Regions from separate parts of the Homo sapiens genome. Here regions 2, 3 and 4 are each linked to region 1. The links are chromatin contacts, found by Hi-C or POLR2A ChIA-PET in ENCODE. All regions are on one chromosome and are shown on one strand. Each heading gives the region's core, a stretch centred on a gene start or an enhancer-like site at or near the end of the contact. The rest is flanking DNA. Distances are from core to core; before and after follow the strand shown.

The links. Hi-C counts contacts between places; a loop is a spot of excess contacts on that map. ChIA-PET counts read pairs that join two places held with the same protein, here RNA polymerase II (POLR2A). Pooled maps may share reads with other maps.
Region 2: a loop to region 1 is called in a map of naive thymus-derived CD4-positive, alpha-beta T cell, with 11 times the contacts of the local background. The contact joins the promoter of GLIS3-AS2 here to the promoter of KDM4C in region 1. A Hi-C loop is called at or near these places in 3 of 168 maps with a recorded cell type or tissue (ascending aorta and naive thymus-derived CD4-positive, alpha-beta T cell) and 8 of 50 pooled maps.
Region 3: a loop to region 1 is called in a map of CD8-positive, alpha-beta T cell, with 5 times the contacts of the local background. The contact joins the promoter of PLPP6 here to the promoter of KDM4C in region 1. A Hi-C loop is called at or near these places in 6 of 168 maps with a recorded cell type or tissue (CD4-positive, alpha-beta T cell, CD4-positive, alpha-beta memory T cell, CD8-positive, alpha-beta T cell and 1 more), 2 of 37 single-sample maps with no recorded cell type and 18 of 50 pooled maps. POLR2A ChIA-PET finds 5 or more read pairs at or near these places in 1 of 52 experiments (CD4-positive, alpha-beta T cell).
Region 4: a map of CD8-positive, alpha-beta T cell shows a loop between it and region 1 (8-fold over the local background). The contact joins the promoter of AK3 here to the promoter of KDM4C in region 1. A Hi-C loop is called at or near these places in 1 of 168 maps with a recorded cell type or tissue (CD8-positive, alpha-beta T cell) and 9 of 50 pooled maps. POLR2A ChIA-PET finds 5 or more read pairs at or near these places in 3 of 52 experiments (CD4-positive, alpha-beta T cell, activated naive CD4-positive, alpha-beta T cell and naive thymus-derived CD8-positive, alpha-beta T cell).

What each region holds. Positions count from the first base shown.
Region 1 is chr9:6,755,592-6,760,032 of GRCh38, forward strand. It overlaps KDM4C (lysine demethylase 4C), which reads left to right and starts at 2,382. Exons shown (of 22, transcript NM_015061.6): 1 at 2,382-2,612. RefSeq lists enhancers at 473-1,184, 1,916-2,275, 3,476-3,695 and silencers at 2,316-2,555, 2,646-2,815.
Region 2 is chr9:4,297,542-4,301,982 of GRCh38, forward strand. GLIS3-AS2 (GLIS3 antisense RNA 2) reads left to right here and starts at 1,760. Exons shown (of 4, transcript NR_186824.1): 1 at 1,760-1,882. It overlaps GLIS3 (GLIS family zinc finger 3), which reads right to left and starts at 2,527. Exons shown (of 11, transcript NM_001042413.2): 1 at 1,880-2,527.
Region 3 is chr9:4,659,863-4,664,303 of GRCh38, forward strand. It overlaps PLPP6 (phospholipid phosphatase 6), which reads left to right and starts at 2,432. Exons shown (of 1, transcript NM_203453.5): 1 at 2,432-4,441. The coding sequence starts at 2,514. The coding sequence ends at 3,401. SPATA6L (spermatogenesis associated 6 like) reads right to left here. Exons shown (of 12, transcript NM_001353486.2): 2 at 2,037-2,174. RefSeq lists a silencer at 2,567-2,826.
Region 4 is chr9:4,739,952-4,742,451 of GRCh38, forward strand. AK3 (adenylate kinase 3) reads right to left here and starts at 1,251. Exons shown (of 5, transcript NM_016282.4): 1 at 986-1,251. The coding sequence starts at 1,136. RefSeq lists silencers at 781-920, 1,151-1,640.

The DNA of each region.
Region 1 (4,441 bases), core at 1,132-3,631:
CTCTGAGGTGATCTGATGATCTGTTCGTTAGTTCACATTACATATAAACTTCAAGGGGAATCTATGTATTGTTCATACAGCCTTCCATTAATATATTGCAATTGGGATTTAAACAATTGAATCTAAATAAAAAATTTACTATATGGCTAAAATGTTTTCACGATAATTCATAATATGGAGGTATTTTGATACATTAGGGACACAAGACTGCCCTCAGTGCCATGAGTCCAGTTGATTTTCTAGTAGGCTCTCTTCACTTTCCAAGACTGTGAAGCACTTAATGGATTCACATAGTGCTTTACAGCTTTTGAAGTGTTTTGACATTTTACATTATCTTCCTTAAAATTAAAAAGTGCTCAGTGAAGTTAGCAAGGTTCGTATATCCACTTCAGTTCTTCAGGTTAAAAAAAAGTCATACTCTAATTCACAATGGTAAAGAAATGTTATTTGTGCATCTGCAAATTCTGAAGAAAATGGATTTCAGGTTTCCAGATTTTTTATTCTGGTGCACAAGATTTCTAATATAGCATATGGCTTCCAAAAGACCCTAGCTGCTTGATTGTGGACATATTTCTTAACCGCTATGCTTCAGTTTCCACATCTGTAACAATGAGGTATTAATAGTACCTATTCATTGAATTATTATAAGTATTTATTAATACATGTGAAGCTCTGAAGACAGTGTGTAGCTCACATTACTGTTCTAAGTAAGTGTTAGGTTGCATATTTATTATTTTAGCATATCCAATTTACTTGTAAGGATGGTTGGGATCCTGACGTTACATGCACACATTTGGAAAATTCCCAGTTGAGTATACGTTAGCCAAGTTCAGAATTGTGTGTGGCCGGGTGAAGTGGCTCACGCCTGTAATCCCAGCACTTTGGGAGGCCGAGGCGGGCGGATCACCTGAGGTCAGGAGTTTGTGACCAGCCTGGCCAACATGGCGAAACCCTGTCTCTACTGAAAATACAAAAATTAGCTGGGCGTGGTGGCGGGCGACTGTAATCCCAGCTACTCGGGAGGCTGAGGCAGGAGAATCTCTCGAACCCGTGAGGCGGAGGTTGCAGTAAGCCGAGATAGCGCCATTGCACTCCAAACTGGGCGACACAGCAAGACTCCGTCTCAAAAAAGAGTGTGTCTGTGTGTGTAGCGGAACTTTGTTTTTAACAACTAAAGAAATATGGTGACCCAATAATCCCGTTAGCCTTAGCTCAATTAATCACATTCCATCTGTCCTCACAATGTTCACCCCAGTGAGAAACGAGTTCAAGCGCGTGGTAAGCGGTGTCGATATATTTTTAAAATTCTGTTATCAGTATAATGTAACAGAAAATTCAGCATATTAGCCCAACTTTGCTCACTGGTGTGAAGATATGCCCAATCTTTCTTAGCTAAGACGTTAGAGAAAACGCCACAAGGGACCCAGCTGGGAGCTCTGTAGGAAGTTTAAAAAAAAAATCATTCAGCTTTGCAAAACATCTGATGCTCAACCATCTGTCTTTGGCAGTACAGGGGCTTAAGGTCTGGTTGGTTCCTTCTGACACCTCGGAAGGCGGAGTTACAGAGGAAAAGCAACAAGTTGTAGGAAGTTAACTTATCTAGTCTCAGACGCTGGAGGCACCTGCATTTCTAGTCACTTCAGTTCTGGCCAAACTGTTATCAACTCTAGTTTCTGAGGGACCGCCAGCCCAGGATTCCTATTGGGGTCACCTTTGTGCCTCCCTATCTTAAGAGCACACTTGGGCGGGTCGGGGCGGGACGTGCTGGGTGTAGGTGACTCAACACCGGACAGTTTTGCTTCCAGAGGCTGACACGCTCCTGCGCGGTAGTTGTTAAAGGGTTGGGACACGAAGATACTCTTCGCCTATTCGGGATCTCCCATTGTGGGAAGGAGGCTCAGTGGTCCCGGCCACCGGGTGAAGGGAGAACGGGAACACAGCGCTGTCATCGCCGGAGAGCTGCGAGCCCCGACTTTCTCGCCAGGCTCTCCAGTACATTCCGAGGCTCCACCCCGGTAACGCCACGCTGACGTCCGCGCGTCGGAGGCCGCCATAGGTGCGCGTCGGCGCCCAGGAGGACGTGTGGCGCGTGGACTACATCAGGTCCAGCCCTGCGGGACCCCAGCCAGCGCTTCCGGGCAAGGTTCTGTGCACCTGTTTTCTCCTTCTACGCGAGTATCTTTCCCCTCCGGAAAGAATGGGATATGCCTGTGTCCAAAGGACAAGAAGATGCGCGCCAGCAAGCCTAAGTTAACCACAGCGCGGAAGTTGAGCCCAAAGCAAGAGCGTGCCGGGCACCTTTAAGCTGTTTGTAAGCCCACGTGACTCACCAAGTGCGGGCCCCAGCGGTCACGTGACGGCGCGCGCGCCCTCGCGCAGGGAGAGCCGGCGGTGCGCGCGCCTTCGCCGCTGCCTCCCACCCACCCCCTCGACGGGAGGGTGAGGCGCGGCGCAGTGATCGGGCGGCCGGGGTCCTGTGCGCGTGCGCAGCGAACAGCTGTCACCTAGTGCGGAACAAGTCTCCCAAATTTCCCAAATCTCCCTGGGCCGGAGGCCACTGTCTTCTCTTCCTCCTCCACCGAGTCGTGCTCTCGCCCCAACCCGCGCGCCAGGTAACCGCTTTTCCGGAGTCTGGGGGCCAGGGCGGGGGGAGGGTCCGGAGAGGTCTTCCCGGCACTGCCCCCCTCCGCGTGGGGCACGGGGGTGCGGGCGTCCGGGCGAGCGGCGACGCTGGGGCAGAGACGCTCCGTCCGTGACTGCAGCGACTGTCAAGCTGGGGAGGGAGCGGCCGGCCGCGGCCGCAGGGGAGGGATGCGGGGGCCGGTGACAGCCCGCTCCGGCCCTTACCGAGGTTCGGTACCCGCGCTCGCCGTTTTCCCGGGATCCGGAGTCGGGGTCGCCTCCTTGGGGCAGAGGAGCGCTCGGGCGGTCCTGGGATGCGGACCTCTTAACGCCGCCAGTCGGCTGTGGCGGACTCCAGGAAGGCCGGGCCTGGTGCACCCCTCGGGGCCCTCCCTTCCCTGGGAGTGTCACGACCCGCGGGGTGAGGGTGGGAGCTCCTCTCCTGACCACCCGTTGCAGGCAGTCATCCCGTCATTCGGGGTCGTCTTCAGCCCTCGCGGCTGTCCTTTTGGTGTTTCTTTCCCCCGGCATGGGGCCATTTCTTCCTGCAGTGCCTGGAGGAACCATGATGCGGTGTAGACGGCGGGTGCTTAAATAAATGCGAGTTGGATTAGGGCGCGTGGACTGCCAGGCACAGAACGTGGCGTGGAGTGGGGACGTGGAGGAGGGAGCCAGACAGGCCGGGGCTGTAGGCAGGAGCTTGGGGTTTTCCTCTGTGCTCCGCCAGTAAAGCCAGCAGCCGGGATTCAGATGCTTTCCGCGTGGACTTGATGCTGGGCTCCCCCTTTGCTGCGCGGTGCAAGCCTGCGCTGGCTGGCTCTGATTGTGGGCAATACTACCGGGAGGGGTTTTGTCAGGTTCCTTCTTCCGGAAGAGACAAGGTAAACTTTTTTTTGCGCTTGATAAACTAACCCCGAGAGGTGATTTATAAAGCACTGTTCGGAAATGTAGGTTAGAAAAGCAGAGTCACTTTTATCCTGGTGAAAGTTACTAGTAGGTTCCGGCCACTTAGGTTCACACTAAACTCTGCCCTATTTTCACCCATTTCAGTTTGCGGTATTTAAAAAAATGTCTAAATTCCGGGCAGCTTGGCTTTACTGTTTCTATGGCAACGGTGACTAATATTCTCATTTCGAAGTGTTGTGGTTGAAAACTAGTGGTTTTAATTTTTAAAGGTCCATTTTTTATTAGGAAGCAGTCGGCTCTGCTTTGCGATTATCGCTTGCTTTCTTACCTTGCTGGCCTCCGCGCAACCCGCCCATAGTTTGTTTTGGAACGGATTACACGGTTGTTCGGGTTTTTTAGGTGCTTTTTCTCCCAATTTCAGTGTTATGAAAAGTTTTCACATAAGCTTTACAGTATCCCGCAAACTTGGTAATACAGTACAATTTAAACCGAAGACTTATTTCTTTTTATTAACAGACTTTAGTCAGTTGCTTTTCTAAAGTTGAAAATCAGACCCGGCGCCGTGGCTCCTGCCTGTAATCCCAACACTTTGGGAGGCCGAGGCGGGTGTATCACCTGAGGTCAGGAGTTCAAGACCAGCCTGGCCAAAATGGCGAAACCTCGTCTGTACCAAAAATTCAAAAATTAGCCAGGCATGGTGGCAGGCGCCTGTAATCCCAGCTGAGGCAAGAGAATCACTTGAATCCTGGAAGTGGAGGTTGCCGTGAGCCGAGATGGCACCACTGCACTCCAGCGTGGGTGACAGACTGAGACTCCATCTCAAAAAAAAAAAAAAGTAAAAATATAAATAAATAAATAAATAAATAAATAAATAAAAGCTTTTAGTAAATGAATAGTCTTGTGCAACCATCAC
Region 2 (4,441 bases), core at 510-3,009, 2.5 Mb before region 1:
TGAAGTCTTGGAGGAAGTTGGTTCTGCCGGCTCGGGGAGAGGGTGCAAGAGCAACCCTCTTTGTGAAACGGGGCCGCGACTCCACGAGTCCTGTCTCTACGGACCCTACTCCCTGTGATTCCGGAAGCACCTCCCTACCCCTTCCCCAGGTTTACATGCTCCAGAGATGAGGGCCAAGCGGATACCGGGGCAAACTAGCGTGGGGCTCAAGGAGGCACACAGAGCAGTGGTCTCAGTCCTCGAGACCACTCCTGCCAAGAGGAGGGCTGGAGAAGTCGGGAGAGGTGCCGGGAGCGGGGGAGAGGCGCGTAGGACAAGGCAGGAGGAGGGCGGCCCTTATCGGTTCCCTATAGGACTGGCTTCGCTGCCGGGGTCGGAGATTCCTCGGCGCGGAGCTAGGGGCGGGTCCGGAGGCGGAGGCGACAGCGCCCGGCGGGGTACGCGCGGCTGCGACCCCGTCACTCCCCCGCCGCCTCCGCCCCTAACCCTCGGCCCCGTGCGCGAGCGAGCGAGGGAGCGAACGCAGCGCAACAAAACAAACTAGTGCCGGCTTCCTGTTGTGCAACTCGCTCCTGAGTGAGTCGGGGGCCGAAAGGGTGCTGCGGCTGGGAAGCCCGGGCGCCGGGGACCTGCGCGCGCTGCCCGGCCTGGCCGGAGCCTGTAGCCCGGGGGCGCCACGGCCGGGCTCGCAGTCCCCCCACGCCGGCCCCCCGGTCCCCGCCGAGCCAGTGTCCTCACCCTGTGGTTTCCTTTCGCTTCTCGCCTCCCAAACACCTCCAGCAAGTCGGAGGGCGCGAACGCGGAGCCAGAAACCCTTCCCCAAAGTTTCTCCCGCCAGGTACCTAATTGAATCATCCATAGGATGACAAATCAGCCAGGGCCAAGATTTCCAGACACTTGAGTGACTTCCCGGTCCCCGAGGTGACTTGTCAGCTCCAGTGAGTAACTTGGAACTGTCGCTCGGGGCAAGGTGTGTGTCTAGGAGAGAGCCGGCGGCTCACTCACGCTTTCCAGAGAGCGACCCGGGCCGACTTCAAAATACACACAGGGTCATTTATAGGGACTGGAGCCGCGCGCAGGACAACGTCTCCGAGACTGAGACATTTTCCAAACAGTGCTGACATTTTGTCGGGCCCCATAAAAAATGTAAACGCGAGGTGACGAACCCGGCGGGGAGGGTTCGTGTCTGGCTGTGTCTGCGTCCTGGCGGCGTGGGAGGTTATAGTTCCAGACCTGGCGGCTGCGGATCGCCGGGCCGGTACCCGCGAGGAGTGTAGGTACCCTCAGCCCGACCACCTCCCGCAATCATGGGGACACCGGCTTGGATGAGACACAGGCGTGGAAAACAGCCTTCGTGAAACTCCACAAACACGTGGAACTTGAAAAGACAACTACAGCCCCGCGTGTGCGCGAGAGACCTCACGTCACCCCATCAGTTCCCACTTCGCCAAAGTTTCCCTTCAGTGGGGACTCCAGAGTGGTGCGCCCCATGCCCGTGCGTCCTGTAACGTGCCCTGATTGTGTACCCCTCTGCCCGCTCTACTTGAAATGAAAACACAAAAACTGTTCCGAATTAGCGCAACTTTAAAGCCCCGTTATCTGTCTTCTACACTGGGCGCTCTTAGGCCACTGACAGAAACATGGTTTGAACCCTAATTGTTGCTATCAGTCTCAGTCAGCGCAGGTCTCTCAGTGACCTGTGACGCCGGGAGTTGAGGTGCGCGTATCCTTAAACCCGCGCGAACGCCACCGGCTCAGCGTAGAAAACTATTTGTAATCCCTAGTTTGCGTCTCTGAGCTTTAACTCCCCCACACTCTCAAGCGCCCGGTTTCTCCTCGTCTCTCGCCTGCGAGCAAAGTTCCTATGGCATCCACTTACCAGGTAACCGGGATTTCCACAACAAAGCCCGGCGTGCGGGTCCCTTCCCCCGGCCGGCCAGCGCGAGTGACAGCGGGCGGCCGGCGCTGGCGAGGAGTAACTTGGGGCTCCAGCCCTTCAGAGCGCTCCGCGGGCTGTGCCTCCTTCGGAAATGAAAACCCCCATCCAAACGGGGGGACGGAGCGCGGAAACCCGGCCCAAGTGCCGTGTGTGCGCGCGCGTCTGCGAGGGCAGCGGCGGCAGGGGGAGGAGGAGGCAGAGGCGGGGTGGCTGGACCCTCGGCATCAGCTCATTCTCCCCTGCTACACACATACACACACAAATAATGTTTCTAAAAAGTTCAGTTGCGACTTTGTGCCTCGCCTGTCCTGTTCATCCTCGTCCTGGGCCGGGGAATGCTTCTGGGGGCCGACCCCGGGATGCTGGCTAATTGCTGCCGGCGGGTTCCGTCGCCGGTGTGACCCTGGACGGCGCGGACGGCGTACAGGGGGTCCCGGGAGGGGCAGTGGCCGCGGCACTCGCCGCCGGTGCCCGTGCGCGCCGCGCTCTGGGCTGCCCGGGCGGCGCAGTGTGGACGCGGCTGCAGGGAGAGGGGAAGGGGGAAGAGGGAGGGAGGAAGGCAGCCGGGCGAGGAGTGTGGATGTGTGTGCGGCCGCGAGGGCCGGCCTGTAGCCAGCTGCTTCCTGAGTGTGAGCGCCGGAGGGGGAGGGGGAAGAGTGGGGGCGGGCTCGCGGGTCACTAGGCTGGCCAATTCGAAGGCCGAGCTTGTGTCTCCCTCTTGACGCATTCACACACACACACACACACACACACACACACACACACACTCCCCGTGCGCCAGAAGTCGAGGAACTCCAGAACAGGGTAACAGCAGGGAGACACTTCGCCTTCTTCCTGGCCTTATTTGTTAAACTGACTTATTTTAACATGAAAAAGTGTTAGTGTTTAGACAGGATTTGATGTCAGGTCATAAAAAAATAAACAAACAACCAAAAAAATCCGGTAGTAATACGGAGAGAATAACACAGTGAAAAATGGCAAAAGGGTTGCTTTGAAATATCGGATCGGATGCACATGACAGCTTCGAAACTGGATAGGTGAAGCACTAAGGAAGGCTTTGGCATCCTTTCCAAGTATAGGCAGGGAAGAGAGGAAGGTGATGGAAGTGTTAGAAGGGTATAAAATTCTGAACACAGGCTGTTAAGAATGGAGGTATATTCCCTGCGTATGTTACGTCTATAAAGTGGCACTTTATCCTTATGAATTCAACATCCTCAGCCTCATACCCCACCTAAGCTCTGACTCGCCACCGCTTCTGCTTGTGTTGACCAGAGCCCTCAAAAGGTTGTTACAAGAAAGTCTGCTCCTAGTAGTTCATCACATGTATTGCCACAGATGCAAGGACTTCCATCTTGGGAATCTAGGTATGTAATGCACACAATATCCTCCAGGTAGGCCTTTCTGCAGTTGACAGTATTATTCACCATCATGAATGAAATGAGTGAGGATGCCACCAGACACTTAGAATTTCACAAGTCCTTATATTCTATTCTACTGTTACCACTCCAATATAAATTAGCAATCAGGTAGTAGATGCTTTGATCAAGACAGAAGTCCTCAAGGACACAAATGACTTACCCCAGAAAGCCAAAACTAAAAGACTATTGGCAGTTTTCATTTATCTAATTTCAGTGGGAATACTACTAGGCTTGGTCTGTATCCATGATATTAACATAACCAAAAGAAGCCTGGTTTCCACAGTACTTTTTCTTTTCTTTTCCTTCACCTTGGGACACAAACTCATCAGAATATTTGTCAGCAGAAGTAGGGGATGAAAAATAGTAAGAGGTCAGGATATGTCATTCTGTCAGTTTTCCAGTTTCTCTCTGTTCATCTCTTTTAAATACAAGTATTCAAGCCCAAGATGGCAATAGATGGGCTCAACCACACGTAAGAAAAGAAAATACTCATAAAATGAAGCATGCAGCAACATCACAAAAACAAAGAAACCAAGTGGTGGAAATTGCCATGACTATTCCATTGTGGCTAGTTATTGCAACATGCCTGACATTCACATAAAAACTCTTCCTCATTAACTCCAGCCTTAAGGAACAGAGCAAGATGGCAACACTAACCCTTCAATGCATCATGGGAACTTCTGTTCATCAGATTCTTGTGCTGTACAACTGCTTCCCAGGAGCAAGACAAGCCTGGGTGGAGACTGCAAAAAACCTTTCCAATGTCCCTCAAATATCATTTTAAATACAATGGTTTTGATGCATAGAATGGTATCCTAGGGGCTTGCAGAAGCTTCTAAAACTTCCCAAATGATGGGAACAGCTTAGCTGGAAGAGAAAAAAATATAGTGCTACACCCAACTTTAATCAATAGCTCATGGAAAAAAACACTGGGAAAGTTAGGAGTCATCAACCTGGAGATCCCCAAAATCTCTTCATTTATAAGAGCCCAAGAGTGGGAATGTCATTTTATTTAGGTGTGATTTTCATGAACCTCTAACATTCCTAAAATATTTACCACTGAAGAGGTATAGTGCTTTGGTTG
Region 3 (4,441 bases), core at 1,182-3,681, 2.1 Mb before region 1:
AGAAATAATACCACACATCCACAACCATCTGATATTTGACAAACCTGACAAAAACAAGAAATGGGGAAAGGATTCCCTATTTAATAAATGGTGCTGGGAAAACTGGCTAACCATATGTAGAAAGCTGAAACTGGATCCTTTCCTTACACCTTATACAAAAATTAATTCAAGATGGATTAAAGACTTAAATGTTAGACCTAAAACCATAAAAACCCTAGAAGAAAACCTAAGCAATACCATTCAGGACATATGCATGGGCAAGGACTTCATGACTAAAACACCAAAAGCAATGGCAACAAAAGCCAAAATTGACAAATGGGATCTAATTAAACTAAAGAGCTTCTGCACAGCAAAAGAAACTACCATTAGAGTGAACAGGCAACCTACAGAAAGGGAGGAAATTTTTGCAATCTACTCATCTGACAAAAGGGTTAATATCCAGAATCTACAAAGAACTTAAACAAATTTACAAGAAAAAATCAAAAAACCCCATCAAAAAGTGGGTGAAGGACATGAACAGACACTTCTCAAAAGAAGACATTTACACAGCCAACAGACACATGAAAAAATACTCATCATCACTGGTCATCAGAGAAATACAAATCAAAACCACAATGAGATACCATCTCACACAGTTAGAATGGCGATCATTAAAAAGTCAGGAAACAACAGGTGCTGGAGAGAATGTGGAGAAACAGGAACACCTTTACACTGTTGGTGGGACAGTAAACTAGTTCAACCCATGTGGAAGACAGTGTGGTGATTCCTCAAGGATCTAGAACTAGAAATACCATTTGACCCAGCCATCCCATTACTGGGTATATACCCAAAGGATTATAAATCATGCTACTATAAAGACACATGCACACGTATGTTTATTGCAGCACTATTCACAATAGCAAAGACTTGGAACCAACCCAAATGTCCATCAGTGATAGACTGGATTAAGAAAATGTGGCACATATACACCGTGGAATACTATGCAGCCATAAAAAAGGATGAGTTCGTGTCCTTTGTAGGGACATGGATGAAGCTGGAAACCATCATTCTCAGCAAACTATCACAAGGACAGAAAACCAAACACCGCATGTTCTCACTGATAGGTGGGAATTGAACAATGACAACACTTGGACACAGGGTGGGGAACATCACACACAGGGGCCTGTCGTGGGGTGGGGGGAATGAGTTAATGGGTGCAGCACACCAACATGGCACATGTATACATATATAACAAACCAGCACGTTGTGCATATGTACCCTAGAACTTAAAGTATAATTTTTTTAAAAAAATGTGACATGCTCTACTCTGTAGCCTTCCTTCTCCCCAGATCTCCCTCAATGACATTGTTTGGGGCAAAATCATTAGACTTATTAAGGTTAAAATTGATTCCATCTCCAAATTCCAAAACAAAAATGTTAAGAGATTGTCAGTGATGACATAGTAATAACATCAATATTCTATGAATAGTTTAGTGTGAAGAAGGCTGGTAATGTTTTGACTATTTATATCACCATGTTATTCACCAGAATGGAATCTAGCCTTTATCACTGTAGCTAAATAATCTAGGTATGATCTGAGGAAACAGTAAATCTGAACAGCCTTTTTGTTACAGGATTTTAGTTACAGGATTTAACTAATTTCATTATTTTTTTTTCGCTATTTTTCTTGGTCTAACACAGTTTTTTCTAAGGTCCACAGTTTATTAATAATCCCTTTCGTAAATGTAATGCAATTACCTCTAACACCTCCAAAAACATTCAGAAATGCTCTCTTTGCTCCAGTTAAAAAAATGCCATGGGAGTTCCAAGAATAGGAAACATCAACCAGGGTATTTAGCACTAGATTGACAGAACTTGGCTCAGACCTGCATTACAAAAGCAAGTGTTCCGACTGCGGTTTTGCATTGTGCTGAAGTGCTTTCGGATAATTTTTTTAAAAATGAAATTTACCAAATAATGCTGTAAGAACTCTGTTCTTTATAAGAACTCTCAGGTTATCTTCAGACAACAAAAGCCAATGAGAAAGTCAAGATCACCTTTTCAAATCTCATGCTCTCCTGAATCATAATGGGGAACGCAGAGGGAAAGCTGTTGGTCTCCAGGTACTGATTCATGAGGTAGACCCCGAGGTACACATCTTGTTTGCCAGGCAGGAACACTCCTGGGCAAGAAATCTTAAAAAGAAAGAAAACAACAAACAAGGGAGAGAAAACAGACTTTGCTTTGTTTTGTTACACGGGGCTCTATTTCTCTTAAGCTCCTACAGACACTGACATTTTCCCCATCACCTCACTCCCTCACCTGTACCTCCCAACGCCAACATCCTCCCCTCTGCTCTCCTCACATTGGAAATTCCAACTCCCTCCCACGTCTCCACCAGGTGTCACAATCGCGCTCTCGCCGGCTCCTCTCCCCGCCCCTCCGGGATGGTAGTGCGGAAGCGGAAGAGGCTGCAGGGCCGGGAAGCCTCTGTTTGGTCCGGCCAGGTCCCGGGATCCGGGCCGCCAGCTGCGATGCCAAGTCCCCGGAGGAGCATGGAGGGACGGCCGCTGGGCGTCTCCGCTTCGAGCAGCAGCAGCAGCCCCGGCAGCCCAGCCCATGGCGGCGGTGGCGGCGGCAGCAGGTTTGAGTTCCAGTCCCTGCTCAGCAGCCGCGCCACGGCCGTGGACCCCACCTGCGCCCGGCTCCGTGCATCGGAGAGCCCAGTTCACCGCCGCGGCTCCTTCCCCCTGGCCGCGGCGGGCCCCTCGCAGTCGCCCGCGCCTCCGCTGCCCGAGGAGGACCGCATGGACTTGAACCCGTCCTTCCTGGGCATCGCCCTGCGCTCCCTGCTGGCCATCGACCTGTGGCTGTCCAAGAAGCTGGGGGTGTGCGCGGGAGAGAGCTCGTCGTGGGGCAGCGTGCGACCCCTTATGAAGCTGCTGGAGATCTCGGGACACGGCATCCCCTGGCTGCTGGGCACCCTCTACTGCCTGTGCAGGAGCGACAGCTGGGCCGGGCGCGAGGTGCTGATGAACCTGCTCTTCGCCCTGCTGTTGGACCTGCTGCTGGTGGCCTTGATCAAAGGGCTGGTCCGCAGGCGCCGCCCGGCCCACAACCAGATGGACATGTTTGTCACTCTCTCGGTGGACAAGTACTCCTTCCCCTCGGGCCATGCCACAAGGGCCGCCCTGATGTCGAGGTTCATCCTGAACCACCTGGTGCTGGCCATTCCACTGAGGGTGCTGGTGGTTCTGTGGGCCTTCGTCTTGGGCCTATCCAGGGTCATGCTGGGGCGGCACAATGTCACCGACGTAGCTTTTGGCTTTTTTCTGGGCTACATGCAGTACAGCATCGTGGACTATTGCTGGCTCTCACCCCATAATGCTCCGGTCCTCTTTTTACTGTGGAGTCAACGATGACACCATCTCATTGATTATGGCACCAGGAAGTCTGAAGGTTTCCACATTCGATGATGTCAACCTAAACCAGCAGCCATCCCGCTTGTCCCTCTTAGGCATTTCAGGCTTCCTTTGGGATTTCAGGTGTCCCATGATCTTGATGTGCTGCTAGGCTGGAGCACACACTGGCCATTACTGAACACAGCCATATTAGGGAAAGCAAAAAAACCCAAAAAATCCTCTATTGTATATTTATTCAACAACTGTTTATGTTTCCAGGACAACTGCAAAGAAAACAAGCTGAGGTGGTTATACTGTTGCTGTTAAAAGTTGGTATCAGTAAGATTTGTGTTTTGTGATAATCCCTAAATCAACATACCACTTGTAAACTGAACTTCGAGAAAGAAACATGATGTTCATTCTGTAAATATACATGCAGACAGGTCATGTACTAATCCTAGTCCTTTTCCTGAGGTAGATTTTAAACAGTATTTTTAAAGTCCAAGACATAGGTTTTTCTAGTTTATTCCCTGAAGATCTGTTGCCACAGTTGGGAGATTTCTTCTTAATCCTGATTTTCTTGGTAAGCTTTTTTACTTTATTATCTCTATAATTTATTATCTCTATCCATATTTGTGGATCGGGTAGTGGGAAAAGAGATTATAATACTTGTCTTTCTCTCCTCTCCCTCCATCCCTCAAAAGATCTTTATGCATTTCCCACTACTCCCTTACTGTCTTTTAGCATTCAGAGAAAAAGCCAACTTGCTTAAAGAGGAATCACTTAAAAGGTAGGCATATCTAAGATGCTCATAGAAGAGGAAGAATGGGACATGGCCCCATGCTTATTTTTGTTTACAACGTAACATGGCATGAGAGAGGGCAGAGAAACTAAGTTGCTGGGGAAAGTTAGAGGAACTGAAAGTTTGGGAATAGGCTGACCACATATTATGCCAGTGACCAGTATGACAGGAGATGGGGCCCTGCTGCCAGTCATCTCCACTGAATAAAGAATAATGCTCCTCTTTCAGGGTAATAAAGTGGGGAAAAGGAACGTCTTCT
Region 4 (2,500 bases), core at 1-2,500, 2.0 Mb before region 1:
TTTCTAGAAGGAAAACTCTGTTCCCCTCCGAAGAATGGGACTGAGGTAGGGAACGAAAGAGGGCGTTGTTTTTTATGCTATGCACGTCTATCCTGTTTGCTATCCTTACAAAAAAAAAAAAAAAAAGAAGGAAAACAAAAGAAAAAGGCCTTGTGGAAGCATTATTTCTATGTAAATGGGTTTCAAAATGAGTTTCAAAACGGGTTCTATTTTGAAAAGTAAGGTCAACATTTTTTGAGAAAAAAACTCCTGCGATTGGCTTTTCAAAAACAACCCTCTTAAGAGAGAATTTACATACCACAAATTCACCCATTGTATAGTGTAGATTGTTAACTGCCTTTCGTGCCGAGCTGTAAGAATTTATTTGGCATGAGAAACAAAATATTTTATAGAACCATGCACAAGAATAGCCTTCGTGTCTACGAAATCTAAGGATATCAAAATGAGATAATTTTATGACTGCAACAAGGGTAAATAATACTTGGCCTTGGGAATATGGGGGAAAGGTCAGAACTACAAGATCTCATAGAGCTTAACCACACCAAAAAAGAAAGAGAAAAGAAAGAAACAAAGAAAACAAAACAGAACGAGCAGACTCTAGCAGGGCTAATGACAGTCTTCCAAAGGCACCAGCACGTTGAACAAGCTGCGGCTCAGCTCGATGGACCCCCAAGAGTGGCTGCCACTGGGAGGACTTGGGCCTCTGAAACAAAGCCCGGTGGTTTCCTTTCATCTCTGAACTTCGAGCTCGACCTAACTTTCCAGTCCCTTCCCCCACCGCCACCCCATAACCCGCCCGAAGCGGCCCACGGAGGCCGGAGGTTTTGGGGCGCAGTCGCTCAGCAGCCCGAGGTCTCTGTCCCGGGCGGCGGGAGGGAAATGCCGCGCCCGCAGCCAGGGACCCGCGTGCCCAGCTTCGGCCCCTCGCCCGCGAAGTCCGACCCGGGTGACAGCGCACGGCCGGCCCTGGGCCCAGAGCTCCCACCTGTGCCCCGCAGCATGTTGTCCCGGAGCAGGTCCCCGCTGGAGAGGTGCTTCAGCTCGAAGTGTGTAGTGATGCGCGACGACACGGTGCCCTTGCCCGAGCCCGGGGCCCCCATGATCACCGCTCGCAGCAGCCGCGCGGACGCCCCCATGGCCGCAGACTGAGGCCCGCACCGCGCGGGTACCAGGGCTTTGGCCTGGCCTGCGCGCTCACCCGCTCGGCAGCCTGCGCCGGCCGGCTAGCAGCGCCACTAGCAGGCGGCTACTGCGGTTCCCCGGCGTTCCCGGAAGTGAGCCGACAGCCCCTGGGGCCGCCCAGACAGCGCGGGACCCCGCTGTTGCGTCCGCCTCTCGGCTACCCCGGCGCACCCCCCGCCCCCGACCGAGCGCCTGTTCCCGCCCAGCCGCGCAAGCCGCGCAAGCCGCGCCCCCTCTGCGCTCGCTCGGCCGCCCAGCTCCCACCTGCGCCTCTCCGCGGCCCCTCTCCACCGGCCGCTGGGCCCGGATCCCTTCGGCGCCCCTCTGCACCCACCCCCACGCGCCCTCCACTCGGCTCAGATCTACCTCCGCGCCTCTCCGCGACCCCGGAACCCCGCGCCCTGTCCGGCCCATTCCCAGCCGGATAGACCGCGCTCCCCTCTGTCCGACCTTGGCAACTCCTGCGCGCCCCCTCCCCACCTCTAGTCGCCCCTCGGAGCCGCTTGGTTTCGGGATCCACCCGCATCCACCCCTCCAACAACCCTTTCGTAGCCCTCGCCCCTAGTCCATAGCAGGCGCTGCCCTACCCAGTCCTTGCCGGACACACCGCGACCCCTTTCGTGCTCCCTTGACAACCCTGGCCCCACCTCCACCTGGCGCCCACTCGAATCCGCCCCTCCCTTCTACCCCCCTGGACCGCCAGACCCCCCGCTTCTGCACCCACTCCCGCCTTCGCCCTTCCCTCCTTCCTCCTCCTCCTCTGCTGCCGAGCGCCCTCTCTTCCCACTCCCTCTCTGTGTAGAATCACAGGGAGTGACCTTGAGCCGAGAGGGCCTACCTCATTTTACAGGAGAGGAAATCCAGCTTCCATTGAGTGAGACTCTTTTATAAATAACGTAAAAGAGTGTGTGAAACTGTGGAGGCAGGCTGTTGTAGATAGGCGGTCGGAAAAGCTTTGAAGAGATGGCATGTGTGCTGAGTGCTTAATTAGAATATGGAAGAGAGAGACATGGGCCCTTCCTATGTCCAGTTTTAGGAAAAGGCCCTAAAACTGGAGGTTTGGCATGTTTCAAGAATGGAAACAGAGGACAAAAACGTTCGAGTGAGTATCATTTTGCCTGTAAAATGGGCATAGAGGAGTAGAATGGAGGAGTTAAAATAATGTAGTACTTAGTGCAATGCCAGCTACGGGGTCAATGTTCAATAATGGTTGTCCATTTATCATCATTGCTTTGTCCCGGACACTATGCTAAGGCAGAAAGAAGGCTCTCTGAAAATAAAACACAGTTACCATTCTCCTCAGAGGTCCAGAACTGAT